Linked DNA regions of Homo sapiens: region 2 is linked to region 1. The links are chromatin loops, found by intact Hi-C in ENCODE. Cell type or tissue: IMR-90. All regions are shown on one strand. Region 1 overlaps PDE5A (phosphodiesterase 5A). Region 2 overlaps PDE5A (phosphodiesterase 5A).

Region 1 (8,000 bases):
TATCATCATCATTATTTTAAGAGTAGGAGCCAGGAAAAAATCCAAAATGGTTAAGCAATTTGTCAGAGTTCATAAATTCAGACTTACACTAGTTAATATAGAGAAAGAGAAGTAGAAAAACTACTTCTAAATCAACAAATACCTGATACCTTATTTAACTCCTTGAAATTTTTAGGTTTTCCTGATGGTTACTTTAAGTGAAAAATGAGCATTAGATTTATTAAAGTTACATGATACTATGTTTGTTTCTTACTCTATAAGAAATGTTGATAAATTTTTAGTTCCTGAACTCAATAAATAAAGATTGAATACCTTCTCCATCAGAGGCACCCTTAGCAGTATATGGGCGACAAACTTACATAGGTTAGTAACTGTCATAGGAGCTTACAATCTAGTAGAAGACTGAAACAGAATGAATAATGTGTTTAAATTACATGGACTATTTGGGTAGAGTCTAGTGCAGAGACTGCCAGTTGTCCTTCAATAATTCTCCTCCCCTTCTGTTTGTCTGGACATATATGGCCACCCAGAATAAAGACCACATTTCTCAGCCACCCTAGTGGCTTAGTATTGCCATCTGGCTAAGTTCTAGACAACAGGATGTAAGAGTAAATGTCTGTGATGGCTTCTAGTAACCTTCCTAAGAGACAGGTGATACATGCTGTCTGTCCCTTCTTTCCCAGTCCCCCATCCTACTGTTTAAAATGTGGATATAATGACTGGAGCTGCATCCTTGACCCTGAAGGAAAGGGCCATATCCTAGGGATGTAAGGTAGAAAGTCCAAAGGTGTCTTGGTCCCCAAGGTCTTTGTGGAGCACAGCTACAGCACCGAGCCTGAGCTGGCTACCTCTGGGCTTTTACAGGAGAGAGTAATAATACTGTGTTCTTGTTTAAGCTATTTTTATTTTGGGTTTTCATGATCCACAGTTAAGCCTAATCCTAAGTGATACGGTGTAACAATGCAAGCACCACACGTGTGGAGAAGATGGACAGGTAGCACCTAAATGGAGTGGAATAGGGAAGAGGTAGCATTAGAGAAATGAATTCACAGTTGGTTCAGAATTTTTAAAGGAGAGACATCAGGAATGAAAGGTAGAGTATTCCAGGCAGGAAAAAACAAAACAAAACGAAACAGTATAAAACACATTGCTGACATGGAAGAGTTCTATGTGTAACTGGGAAACACTAAATAGTTACAGATTGTCAAGAATAAAATGATGATTTCAGGCTGAAAATGTTAGGCTAGGACAGATAGTGAAAGATTTTGAAAGTGTAATACAAGGAATATGGATCTCATTCTTTTACTGATGGGAATATTATAGTGTCCTTTAGAATGTGCCTCAGAGCTCCAATTGTAGAAAGAGTAGCTGACCAATGTCTCAAGTTGCTGTGCTCTGGAAGCCATCAACAAGTTTGCACTGAGGTCACCTCTACCAGGGTTGATCCCAGAGAAAAAGACTGAGCACACTAGGGACACTAAAGTAGGCCTAATCCTGGGAGGCCCAGTATTCTTCTCACAGTAAATTTCAGCTAGAGGACTTCCCAGCAGCCTTGCCAAACCTTCCTTAGAACTGTTCAGCTGTCTAGGATACTTCTGTACAACTTTCCTTCCTTCTTCCTCTCCTTAACTCTGGGTCAGACTTTCGTGTTGGTCTGATGGCTTTCCTGGCTCCTTCCCTCTGGTTCTCACAGGGTGTTTTCTCTAATAAATTTCTGCACATTTAATCTAATCTTGGCATCTGTTTCTTGGAAGACCTGGACTAACTCACACATCTAAGGCTTTTTGTACAATGTGTATCAATGAACTGTATATGAGTGCATTGTTGGGATGAGAGAATTAGGTACGTGGAGCTTGAAAAGATAAATTTCTGTGCTTTAGAATTAAATGGGAGTCACTGCAGGTAATGTAAACCAAAGACAAATAAAAAAAAAATCAAAGAGACATGGAAATAATAGCTAACACTTACTGAATGCCAGAAATTTTCTGAAGCATTTTATATACATTATCTTATTTGATTCTTAGTACAATCCTACTACCACTACAGATGAAGAAACTGAGGCTTTGAGAGATTAAATAATTTACATGAAGTCTCACAGCTAGTAAGCCCAGTATGTGGTGCAACTTAAATACTTACATTTAAATACAATCAATCTGACTTCTACATTCTTCTACACTGTATCCACAATTTTTTAAAGTAGTAGTCTTTACTTATTTAATTACACTTATATTTTCTAATATGATAATCAATAACAAGTATAAACTAATATGTATATTCCAAGAAAGTGACCTAAAAGGATTAATTCTATGTATTTATCATTTTATGACACAAATGTGCATTTGTGAATGAACATAAAGTTAATTAGTATGGAATTATAGCACTAAAATATCTACTTCTTAAAGAGCTAACATAAACGGCACAACATTATACTCATTTTTTTCCTTCTAATTGGGTGGCTCTTGAATTGAAGCACAAAAACTCTAAAACTTCCCACCATGTGGAAATGAGCCTCCCTTTGGAAATTCCTGGGCAACTCAACTCCCAAGAGCTTACTATGCTTTATCCCTTTTATGATATGCTTCTAATAATTATGTGTAATGTTCACCCTGAATATGTTGTTTTACATTTAACATTTCAAAACCATCTTCAGTATATTAATTTATGAGGTCATTAGTGGATTGGTTGGAAAAATCTCGAATGAGCTATACTTTTTAATTGATAAATAACTTCCTGAAAAGAATGATTTGCTTACTGCTAACATCAAATTGCCTAGTACTTCATCAAATTGAGAGATGGCAAAGTTTGGATTGGCAAAGTTTTTAATAATGAGAATTGGAGTCCTAAATCCTACCAATAATCAGTTTTAGGAACAAAATAAAGAATTTGCTGGTGAAAAATAAGTATCAATATTAGTTTTGCCCTTTTTCAAAATGTTAACATTACTAAACACCATTTTAAATTCAGTTACTGCAAATTTAGGCCTGTTACCTAATTTTTATTAAAATAAAAAAAATCTCAGAGGCCTTTTACTGTATCACTATAATAAAAGCTAACTTTACCATCCCAGCTAAAAACAGTGAAACCCCGTCTCTACTAAAAATACAAAAAATTAGCCGGGCGTAGTGGCGGGCGCCTGTAGTCCCAGCTACTTGGGAGGCTGAGGCGGGAGAATGGCGTGAACCCGGGAGGCGGAGCTTGCAGTGAGCCGAGATCCCGCCACTGCACTCCAGCCTGGGCGACAGAGCGAGACTCCGTCTCAAAAAAAAAAAAAAAAAAAGCTAACTTTAAATGTTTAGTTAACATAAGCTATTACTGTTGAAATGATTTTCATTATTGTAAAGTCAATTAATAAATCAGTTAAAATGATCCATGTAAATTAGTCTCTTTTAAGGTAATCACACTGACCTATTTAACCTTTATAAAAAATATCTTTATACTAAGACTGTCTTGGAATCATTAAATCAATAAGTGGAAAGATCCTTTCCATTTTTCCTACAGAGAGGGAATGTGGTATTTAGAAACAAATATATATATAGCAAGACATTTTTGTGTTTTTTTAAATGCATATTTACCAGTAGAGGTCACTATCACACCAATTCACTGGATTTGTCCAGCTACTGCTAAAAGAAATTAGAGGGCCTGGCTGAATTTATAAGAAAAAAATCAAAAGCCAATACCTAAAATATAATACACAGGGATATGCTGCTGCACAAATATTAAAAGATAATGTAGATAATTCATCATTTTGGACTTTTAATATGATTATCATACTGATGTTCCTATTGTCCCATGGAGGTAAAGGTAAATATATAAACAGAGATGCCTATATTTCTATTTATGTATAGGAACTCATTATTTATGCAAGCCAAAAAGTAAAATATTCAAATATTTACATATGTCCTACCTAGAAACTTTCTAAAATCTTCTTTCCAAAAAGGAAAAAAGATATTACAGCATCATAAAATTAAAATAATATATATTAATGTGCACATTTTCAGACATTTCAAAAGGATTCAATACTAACTAAAACAATGTCAAATCTGCTAGAAAATGCAATGGCACAGGAGCTTAGGACAGAATAGGTGTGGAGACGGGATATAATCTTCAATGCATGATCAGCAAAGCCAAGAAGGAAATAAAGGTCAGCAATTCAATTATGACCATGTGAACCCCAAATTCCAGGACATCAGAAAACTCTCTGGTTAGACAATCCATGGTTTATCTCCCTTGACTACTCACTTCATGCCCAAGTCAGCAGTCAAGGCTTAAAGTCAGGTCTACCTTCTGAGTCAAATGAATTCCCCATCTGCCTCCAAGTTACACCCCACCCTTTGCTAATTCCTAAAATCCTTTAATAGGAGAAAAGGCCCTTCCTTGTACCACATTGTCAAAATAATAGTCTAGTAATGAGTTTTGATTTAAATATAAATACTTAACAAAGTAACAACTTTAAGTCACTGTGGTCAATAGTCTCTCCATCTTGATGGAGGACGACTTAGGACCGTAAATGTGAGAAAAGACAAGAGACAATAAAATAATCTGTAGCTTATATTTCTTAAATCAAACTGGTCATGAAATAACTATTTAGCCAATATTATATCATGTGATAAAGACAAGTAGAGAATACGTGCTTTTACCTTGTTAATGTATCAGATGATTTTTCTAATTCCTCACACTCCATGTGAAACACACTAGAAAAAGAATCCTAAAAACAGACAACACAGGCTGAGAAATAAGTTTGACAAGGTAATGAAAACTATCTAGATACAGACATACATGCTATGGAATTGACAAAAGACCCCAATACTTGTAGTATATTTTTACTTATTCTTGGACAAAATAGACCCAAGTACTCATTTTATGACATCCTCAAAACTGCTTCCCATTTAATTAAAATAAAAGTTTCGTTCATATAATTTCTGATTTTCTCTTGGAAGAATGATTATATGAGGACTATTTGTTTTTTTCTAGGTGCTGATGGATTTATTAGTTTCAAAATTTTTTACACTTATTGAAAATTCTCAAGTTTTGGCTTTTAACGCTTAAGTACATTGATTGTTGTTAAATCCCAGGTAAAGAATCCCTTCTTAAAAAGATGTTTCATTCAGTAATACTTTATGTGATTATTAAAATAACTGTGAAAATTTTAACAACATAGAGAAATACTTTTGAAATTACATTAAAGGTGTGGTGGTTCATGCCTATAATCCCAACACTTTGGGAGGCCAAGGTGGGTGGATCACTTGAGGCCAGGAATTTGAGACCAGACTGGCCAACATGGCAAAACCCCTACTCTACTAAAAATACAAAAATTAGCTGGATGTTGTGGGCATGCCTCTGTCATCCCAACTACTGGGAAGGCTGAGGCACAAGAATTTCTTGAACCTGGGAGACCAAGGTTGCAGTGAGCTGCGATGGTGAGATCGTGCCACTGCACTCCAGCCTGAATGATACAGCAATACTCTGTCTCGAAAATAAGAAAGAAAAAAAATTTTTTAAATCACATTAAAAAGCAGAACAGCACATTATGCCCATGCTCTATTTATACAGAATTGGAAGAAAACAGAAAAAAAAAATGATAGTTTAATCTGGGGATGGAAGAAATCTGTACATTTCTTTCCTTCTTACATTTTCACCTTTGCTCATGTTGTTGATGTACTTTTAAACAACAAATAAATGTAATACAAATGAATATAAAGTCACCTAATTCCTTTTCTAAATCCTACAACTTAAGTAGTCAAAAAGTAAGCAAAATATCTTAATAAGCATATTGTTGCGCTATACTTCCAAGTAGCACTGATCCAAATCAGTGTACTACCATAACAGGTGTTAACTGGTAGAAGTATCCATTGAGTGCGAATTAAAGTGATATTTAAGTTGTGTAAAAAAAGGAGTGCTTCACATATAACTTTCAAAAATTAAATGCAAAAAGTGGGTCATAGAGCAAAAATTACAGATTAAGTGACATACTACATTAAGGAATTCTGACCTGAAGTTTAAAATGATGGCATGGCTACTATATTAAAATCACCTCTATATTAAGGATTTTATAACTGATTGAAAAATATGAAATAGTATCTATGAAAATACTGATTACCTTTTAGCCTACTGAGTTCTCATTTGATATTAATCAGAATTTTGTATTAAACAATGCATTCATCTGACACATATACACATCCCAAATGGTTGAGATGTTGGGTCATACAGTATAGTCCTTATATCTAAATCAACTAAAATTTCTTAATATAAATTAAGTACTGAATACCTTTTATTATTCTACTTTGCCCCAAAACATAACTTCGGATATCATATGTAGATTATAATTGACCTATACAAGTGATAGTGCACGCTCTCTTTCCTATTAATCCACAAATGAACAACCTATTCTTAGGGACTAAAGGAAAAAGAAAACAAACAACTACAGCAAAAAGAAATATTCCAGAAACAGTGGTTCATAGGTTGAGAAGGGAGAGAAAGTGCATAAAGAAAAACTGCCTTAGGCCAGGGGCCCTGATTCTACTGGCAAACTCAAGACAGCTGGCCTGGCTGTAACTAGCACTCTGTGACAACAGTCTATCTTACCCCAGACACCTGAAAATGTTTCTTCACATTACAAAATCAATGGACTGAAATCTACCAGTTAGAACAGCTTAGTGGTTTTCCACTGTTGGTAAAAATATGGGACTTATGGGGACCATTAGTAATACTCCTACTGGCTATGCCTTTTGGTTTCTATACAATTTCTAGTAAGAAGAAATTTTTATACCCAACCCATCCAGAATGAGGAGTCTGGTCTGCCTGTTCATAGCAACTAGGTCACCAGTATTCCTGACCATGAAAAGTCAGCACACTGTAATGACAATATATTTCTCCATGAAGACAGTGTAGCCATTGGTAGAAGCAGCACACAGACATTCCCATGGTAACTATTTTCAGGAGGTTGGGATGGGGACATGAACAGAGGTAAAAAAAGGCTGATGAAGACACCCTCCACCCTCCACCCCTACCTGTCTTCAACCAGAACAGCTCATACCCTGATTAGTTTTATATACATATTCATACACATTTGGGTTTGAGAGAGGGTTCTAAGACCAAAATGAGGTTTAAAAGTAGTGCTTATAGAAATATAAGTTTCTGTCTTTCTAAAAATAAAAAAGTCATACTCTGTACTCACGGAGCAATCTTCATCCACTATGAAAATGGTGCATTTCTGCACTTGCATGAAAGAGATAATAGTGGCAGCTATTTTCTTCAAAATTACTTCTAATGATTGTTGTTCTTCAAAAATTAAACTAGCAAGGTCAAGCAGCACCTAGACAAAAAAATTAGGAGCTCATTATTTAGCAATTGATTGTAATTATTAAAGCACAATTATTTATATGGGTTATAAATTGTTTATATAACCTAGCAGGTTATGATCAAGTCTGCATTCAAATATAAATACGTCTCCACTTATTAACAAAATCCTTTATTGACTGTTAATATAGTTAATATAGTTGTTAAGATCACAGCCTCTGAAGCCAGAGTAATCAGTTTTTAATCCTGACTTCCTTTACTGCTAGCTTTGAGACTGAGGGCAAATTTCTTCAACATGGGGATATTAATGACATTAAAATCATAGGGCTGTTAGGAGGATTAAGATAATATTTATAAAGTATTTTGAACACTATCTGGTACATAAAACGCACTGTTAATGTTGTTCCAAACTTTTCAGATCAACATTTGTCAACATTATCAATATTTTTACAGAGCACAGTAAATATTACCCGTCAAAGTAAACAAAGTTTTAAGAATTTCCTTTGTGTTTTTTTCTGGTAGATTTCTCTTTCTTCTGAACCTCATAAGTATTACCAAAAACTTAGTGGAGGTGACGCTATCCTAGCTGAGGTCTGAAAGATGAGCAGGAATCATTCAGGTGAAATAGGGAAGAGAAATATTTCAGGCAAAAATAATAGAATTCAGAGAAAGTGGTATACTGAAAGTTTTGATTAGATTTTATA
Region 2 (8,000 bases), 58 kb after region 1:
AAATGTCTGAACCACACCCATTCTACTATTTGGTGGCAACACCAGGAATCAAATCCAGGTTTCCTATTCCAGGTACTATACCCTATTAAGAATATAAAAGTTCCCAGAGCATCAGTGCTTGCCATGAAGAAGGCACTCCGTAACATCTAGCTGAATCTAGAAGTAAAAATCAAATTCAAGCAGAGAAGGCATAGAGAAAGATGACTTACGACACATGTTCAAATGAAATCCTTTACCTCCAGGTCATAAAAGGACCACACACTGTTTTCTTAAGGTAAAAACACTATTTCTAAGGACTCAGGGAACAAAGATTCTTAAGGATAGTGTCCATAAAAAAAAAATCTAACTAAATTCCAACATATCTATGTTTCTCTGAAAACAGGTCACATTTTATAAGTCTAAAGCAATGTACTGAAAAGAAGTATAATAAATGTGTTCGAGAAAAAGTCATCCCCAGAGTTGCTAGATTTAGCAAATAAAAAAGACAACCTGCTAAAAATGAGTTTCAGATAAATAATGAATAAGTTTTCAGTATAAGTAGTATCTGAAATTCAAGATGAACTGGCTGTCCTGTATTTGATCTGGCCACTCCAGTCATTCTACATAGCTTTTCCTAACTGAAATTGTTGGCGGATAGGCAACAAAGAGAAGGCAGGTTCTATGCAGCATACTAGTAAGTTCCAGGCTATCAAATCGCTCATTTTATCATTGAGAGCGCACAAAGGACTACCACAAAGTAATCCTGTGTATGATAATTGAACCTTTTGAAAGCACTTGGATTCATAACTTGCAATAAAACTAGAGCATAAAATATCTCCTTAAATCAAGTTCATTCATTTTGCTCTAAAACCATCCCACATAATGTATTGCATAGGGACAAAACAAACTGCAAACTACTTATAAAAGGGAGATTTACTAATTGACAAAAATTCTTGGGATTACAAAGCATTGAGAGGCTGCACTTTCAGCCATGAGTCCTGGGTTCTAATCTCAGCATTTGTTACTAATAGGATGTGTGACTAGCACTAAGCAATTTTCTTCCCCTGAGTTTCCATTTTATCCCTGATAAAACAAGAAAAATAGCACCAGTTCTGGCCTTTTATGAAGTGTAAGGTGCTGACTGTCTTCAGCAGAGTATAAAGTCAGGAATATTAGACTAACAATCAGGTGATAATTCTAGTTCCAGCTACAACACTACATGGATCTGATGCTAAAACAATTACAACTTCTCTGGAGTTCATTTTCACTGGAGTTTGAGATCTTCAGTGGTAAAAATGGGCTGCTGTATTAACAGGCTATTAAGACTCCCCACCACAGTTTGCAGTATGAATAGGACAAGAAGTGGTCCTTGGGTCTGTCAACTTAACTTCTTTTTGCCCTTCAACTTCCTCATTTTTAAATAGGGGAAAAGTCTTCTGGCTCCTTCACTCACTGCACAGGGTTGATGTGTGAGTCAAATTAGAAAATGCACATGGAAGCATTTCAAGATCTCTTCAACATATCTAAGAATTTGCTATCTCTTACACCCTTAGTACTCATTCCAATGAAGACAAAGGGCTGGGTTAAGGAGCAATGGCTGTTATTTCCTCAAAAAGGTCAGCCAAGAGAATCAGAAAAAGGATGAGAGTAAAAAGGTTGTTTTTGGTGATACAAGCCCACAGGTTGAGGGGCCCTAACTGGGTTGGGATATAGGCCAGCAACATGCACCATGAACACTCAAAAGTCCTTGGCCAAAGCAAATACTTCAGAATGGCATTCTTGACAGACTCCTACTAAGTTCAAAAAAAAAAAAAGAAAAAAAAAAGAGAACAGTTTAAATTACATCATAGCCATCTGAGCAAAAACAACAAAACAGAAACAAATTCCATTGAAGCATCTGTAGCTTTTACCACAAGTACTAATAATCTGGACTCTCCACTTTCATGTATAAGTGTATCTTTGCTAACTGCCCTGCAAACCTGGAAGCAATCAGAAGAAAGCCTAGCTGCCCTCTTGAAGTCTTTCAGTTAACTTTTACAAAGCTATTAATGAAAGACAACAGGCCCTCCACACTTCAAAGAAAGCCACAGCCATGGAAAATGCAATGAACATTGAAGCCAATAATTTATAGTCAATGATAAGAGCCTGAGTTTTACATCACATCCATATCTTCCTCTCTTCTCACCAAAATCTTTTATTATCCTCCAATCACTTATTTCCTACATATTTTATTACACAAAAAATTCTTACCCATAAATGAGTTGTATTACATACCCTTTTAACAAGAGTGAATTTAGTTTTGCTTTTAAACTTTTACAACACATCCTGAGATACGAAGAAACCCTGGTGGGCACCCCAAAATCACCGTTGGAAGTTATTCCTTTCAGATAACACTAATGTCGATATAACCTGTTATTTCAAACTTGCATATTCCACAGATGATACTTAAGGCTCACGAAGATATCCTTTTCCATACGGAGCAAGCAAAGAACCCCAAAATTCATATTAATTAGATGGTAGGACATAAAACCAAATGGAAGTTGCCTAAAACCTTTTGAGCTCTTGTCATAAATGTGACTCAAATCTTACTCTCGAAACTCTTTACACAATGAATCAAATCAGAAGTTTATTATCCAGATATTCTACTTTACAGAAGACTCTTGCAGCTCAAACTGCTTATAAAATAATGATTTAATATAAAAATCAGTGTCATTAAGCATAATGTTTAACACATTTTGATTTCATGAAGCTAACAGCACCGCACCTGTCAAGAGGATGATGTTATTGTGTGAGTAGAGCACCCAGCAAAACTAATGAGCATGTGCACTACCCTGGTTCCAGCAGCTGCTGCAGGAAAAGGCGAAAGTTGACAGACATTTTGTGTCTTTAGTAATACAAAGGGATGAACAAATTCATTCGTGAATGATAAAAAAAAAAAAGGAATTCTGGAGGTTAGGAAGCTTAGAAGGTGAATGGTTATCAACTTTTACAATAGTTTTAACAAAGAGTTTATTTTATCAAAATTACACACGGCAAAAATACAATGCTATTTCATTTTACACATACTATGTGCTCATATTTTGTAACTAAATGAAAAGTGTGGCACTCTTAAAATGATGGACTCAATTAAGTTAATGATTAAATTAAATAGTGCCAAGTTAGTATTGTAATACATTTTTATGGATATTTAAATAGATTTGTATTGCATATTGGGTACACTTCATCTCATAGTCTCTAAAAAGTTTATAAATTGATTAATAATATTCATTGAAAAAAATGAAATGTAACTGTATGGCATATAATCTGGGAAGAATCAAAACCTTCCCCCCTTTCCAATTTATCGCTTCCACTCAAGATTGTTATAAACCTATCACAAAATAGAAAACTACACCTTATGTTTTGGGTTTTTAGAAATTTTCCACTAATCTACACAAGTCACGGCTTCTTCCAAATGCCCTCTATCTAGAAGTATTAAATAGGACTACAAAACTTGTTGACAGGATGCAGGGATGCAAGCCCTGGAACTGCATTTCAAATATAATTAGCTAAAGGGACACACACACACACACGCACACACGTGTCTGTGTCCGAAGGGTCTCCCTGTGGCAATAACTTTACTTTCTACCAAAGTGGAACTGCTCACTCACATTACAAAATGAATCTTGAAAAAGACAGAAAGGCTTTAAAATACATATTCAATATTCCAGATGTCTTGAAATGGAAAATTAATTAAAATATTTTATAAGGTTTATAGAATATTTCTTGGCTTCTAGAAAAGTAAGGAAAAGAGAAGAAAAATTGACAAGGCAAAGTAAACTTTTGATATAAACATAATAACCCTCACGAGTTAAAAGTATAACTAGGTGAAACCTACTCGTAGAGCAACTAGTTTAATACGTTTTGCACTCTGGCCTAAAATAATGTATCAAAGGATAAAAATCCTTTGAAAATATACTGTACTAGGGTATTTGTGTTCTAATGCTAAAAAGATAATTATAATGGCCTAGTACCGAAATTTTCAACCACTCTATTTTAAAATGTCATTTGAGATTTCCCAATTTTTATACTCTGAAATTATATATGGAAACTAAACTCACTTGGGCAGTCTTTAGGCACATCATTAAGTAATGTGCTTCCACAGAAAGAGGCCGTAGAAGAAAATGTTAACCTCTTCCTGAGTTAGAAACCTCATGACATTAAATCTATGAGCCTTTGCTTTGCTTGCATTAATATTGACACTGACTTTCAGTATAGCACAGTGATTAAGGGCCCTAGATGAGACAGACTTAGGCTTTAACCCCAGAATCACCTCTTTCTAAGAATATGACCTTAGGTACATTATTTACTCTCTTTGTAAAATGGAGATCATGATAAAAGTAAAGGAAATGATGCTGGAGTCAGATACACAGTGTTTCATTCATGATAGTTATTGTTTTTAAGTTAACTGAATATTAAGTGGAGTATATTTTTTAAACTGATTAAGTTTTTGGTTTTTTTAAATAAAGAAAAATTATTTAATGGATTTATACAGCAGAATAAGTAGATGTTGGCTCTTGCTTCTTCCTAAGCCCCTAATTTAAAAACAATAACTTCTCTACAGAGGTATTTCATATTAAAATAAAAGAGAGAGGGCTGTTTTCATGTATTTTTTCAAATTACAATTTAAAAAATGGACTCCTCAGACTAATATCTACACTTACATATAACAAAATTTTCTGAATTTCATATTAAGATTAGGTGATAAACATTTAACTGAAAAAAATAAATGCAAGAATATAATTTGTTTTTTTCAGTACTACTTAGAGACTTTTTTTTTGTCAAAAATAAGTTATAGATTTGGGGACTATTTTTTCCCAAAATATAAAAGTTAAAACTGTTTGACAACAAATGTAAAAAAAATACAATAATTACCTATGATGAACACCATAGCAATACTTCATAATTCTAAACTGGAGCACAGTTTTAATATCTGATAAAACAACGCTTTAACACTCTGCTATAGGTAATTTATGGATTAAATTGGCTGTTTTAGTTCTTATCCATGGGTACTTACTTGGGTAAATCCTAAAAGTAGGGTGATACCAATCCTTGGACCTCAAAAATGTCCATATAGCAAGTCCATTGAGCAGTAACTTTTGGGGGAGATTTGCAGGGTGTATTTTTGTGTTTATAAGTCAGCTACTAAAATGCCATCCTCTTTTCTCTTTTCAATGCCTTTTTCATTAGTCATGTGAATTAATCACTAATACCAGCATTGCAAAGAGTATACTAAATTTTCTGACTGGAAAGTATGATTGATAACTTATATGGAAATCTGCTAAAATTAGGGAAAACACAAAATAACTCACATAAAAAATTATGTTGGCTACTTTTCCTGCTCTTGGATCCTTATTTTATACAGTTTCAGTTACGTTGTTTGCATAATTTGACCTGGATCCACTACTCAAATTTGGAAAAATACTTAAAAGAATGAAACTATTCAATCTGAGAAACTGATACTCGGCTCTCCTGGTGAGAAAAAAGAACTCTTACAGCTGAAAGAGATTTTTAAGCTCACTTATGAATCTCTCCGCCTTGAGTCTTCACCCTCTTTCACCTCCCGTCTTAAAGTTTGAGGTTCATTAACTTGAGCCAGTCACAAAGTTAGCTAATAGCAAAGCTGGAAACAAAATCTGGGGGTCTGGGCTCCCATTCCAGTTCCCTTTCCAGTACCTTACACAATCCCACAAAAACTTCTGTTCGAACCATTAATAAAATTCATCTAAAAAATGAAAATGACATTTAAAGTCTATGAAATCACTATGCTGTCAGAACTTAATTCCCATCTACCAGGATAAGGAAATGCCTATCAAAGTTTGTGATTACATTTAAGGCACTGATGATGCTCAAGGTAAAATGGTAAACTACTGAAAATTACCACTAAAAAGATAAGGAAACACGCATTATTTCCTTTAATTTTCTAATGAACACTATGAGGTAAATGACATTATCTCCATTTTACAGAGAGAGTAAATAATGCACCTAAAGTCTTCCTCTTAGAAAAGTAGGTCTGGGGTTGAAGCCTAAGGCTGTCCTATCTAGGGCCCTTCACCATAAACAGAAATCAATTTCAAAGGGTTCACAACAGTGGCTCCTAATCAAGTAGTGGTGCCAACCCTTGAGGGGCATTTGGAAATGTGTGGGAATAGATTTTCCATCACATGGATGGGGGTGGCCCTGGCATTTAGTGTCTGGAGTTCAGGGATGTTAAATGTCCTGCTATGCACTAGACAGCCTCTAACAACAAAAAAGTGTCACCACCAAATGCCAACATCTTCTTTTGAGAAGCAATGGTTTAGATGATTAAGAGATTAACAGACTATTATTAAACAAAACGGGAGATTTTGGACACCTCTAAGTGATATCCTCCAATAACCTCTACTCTGATGTTACAGTGAGTAGTTCGCTTGGGTCTGGCATGGTAAGGAAATGAAGAGTCTGCCCAAAGTTATTTAGTATTTCTAAGTTTGCTCCAGCTATGAAAACATCTGAGAACCTTAAAATGCAGAATTGCTTCATATGATTTTAACTTCAAATTTGACTGAGAATTGGAAGGGACAAAATATTTTGTAATTTTCTGTACATTCACAACACATGGTATAAAAGAAGTTGCTTAAAGGAAAACCTACCACTTCTGAAAGAAAACAATAACTCAAATCTATGCACTAAACATGTAAATCAGTTGGCTTTGCAGTTTAGATATGGGAGAGACTGGACTACAATGGCATTTATCTGAGGTTTGAGAGCCCACAGAATTCAAAACAAGTATGTTTTGAAGATCTTTACTTTGTTCTATAAAATGTTCTAATTTTATATTTTCACAATAATCATAATCAAAACAAAAGAAAGTGAAAGAAATTGCTTTCAGTTACTGGGAAGACCATCTTATTACCAACTACTGCCCTGCAATTTTAGTTCTAAGGTTTATATTTGTGTTAATGAGAAAATAAAAGACGTAAATTTAATATGCATATATGCCTTCATAGCAAGTAAAAAATGAAAGCTGGTATGCTGTGCTAGAGGAATAAGTTTCATGATTGTTCAGAGAGACCCAGTGGGAGAAGTGAAATCATTATAGGCCAAATTGTAGCAAAGGCCAGCTGACTTACCATACTGTTTTTCAGATAGTTAGAACCATATCTACTTTGCAAGAGTGTTTTAATGAATGCTGTAAATCTGCATTTGGCTGTGGTTTTATCATTTTGTTCGTAATTAACTGAGAATGTATTTTGGCATTACAGTTGCATAAATGTTGTAACTATGATTAAATTATATCTGCTTTTATTTATTCTACTTCTAAGAATTCCACACTTCACTAACATTAAAATAAAAGGAAGTCAACACTAGTTATGGTAGACATCTAGAACTTCTGGGTCTGCCCACATCACTTTCTTTTGGGAATGTACCCTCCCCAATGATATATCACCTTATGGGCTACGTGCCCCAACAAAACAGTCAAACAACCCTACTCTCCCGAATACAATGATTGGTTCAGAGTTGGGATGTGACCCAGGTGAGACCAGGGTAATCTGGGGAAGACTGATATGGATAAGAAGGCACCTCTCTAATATCAGAAGTTTAAGACCCACATACAGTTAACAAGTAGAAACTCTCAGCACATGAAGAAAGCATGCAAGAAAATAAAGCCAACACAGCACAGGGCCAAAAGATACATGGATAGATGAATACATGAACAAATGGATACATGGACAGATAAATAGATGCAAGGAAGGGCAGGTAAACAGAGTAGATAGATGAAAAGATAAATAGAGATAGGTAGATACATAGATAGATAGACAGACAGATAGATAGTTAGATAGACACAGAGACAGACAGAATTTTGGCAACATTATTTGATTAGCTAAATTCACAGCTAACCCAATCCCGCAAGCAATTAAAATTATGTGCATCAATTCTCTATGGGTTCAAGTTGAGTTTCTGTCACTTGCAACCAAAAGCTTTCTAATATATTGTAAATCAAA

What was found. A loop is a pair of places that touch in the nucleus more often than their neighbours do. Peaks named below come from ENCODE experiments on the same cell type or tissue, not always from the same donor. Only the 100,000 strongest peaks of a DNase experiment are listed, where the experiment ranks them.
Region 2: a loop joins it to region 1, with 2.4 times the contacts of the local background. A loop is called at or near these places in 72 of 110 quality-filtered maps.

What each region holds. Positions count from the first base shown.
Region 1 is chr4:119,555,659-119,563,658 of GRCh38, forward strand. PDE5A (phosphodiesterase 5A) reads right to left here. Exons shown (of 21, transcript NM_001083.4): 6 at 7,175-7,312; 7 at 4,638-4,705. Among named protein-coding and RNA genes, the nearest start is that of PDE5A, 69 kb to the right of the region's middle. In IMR-90, a CTCF peak has its summit at 3,582 (motif pointing right); no DNase peak of the experiment used is centred here.
Region 2 is chr4:119,613,836-119,621,835 of GRCh38, forward strand. The region is part of intron 1 of PDE5A (phosphodiesterase 5A); the gene reads right to left. Among named protein-coding and RNA genes, the nearest start is that of PDE5A, 11 kb to the right of the region's middle. In IMR-90, no CTCF peak of the experiment used is centred here; no DNase peak of the experiment used is centred here; H3K4me3 peaks cover 540 bases; H3K27ac peaks cover 579 bases.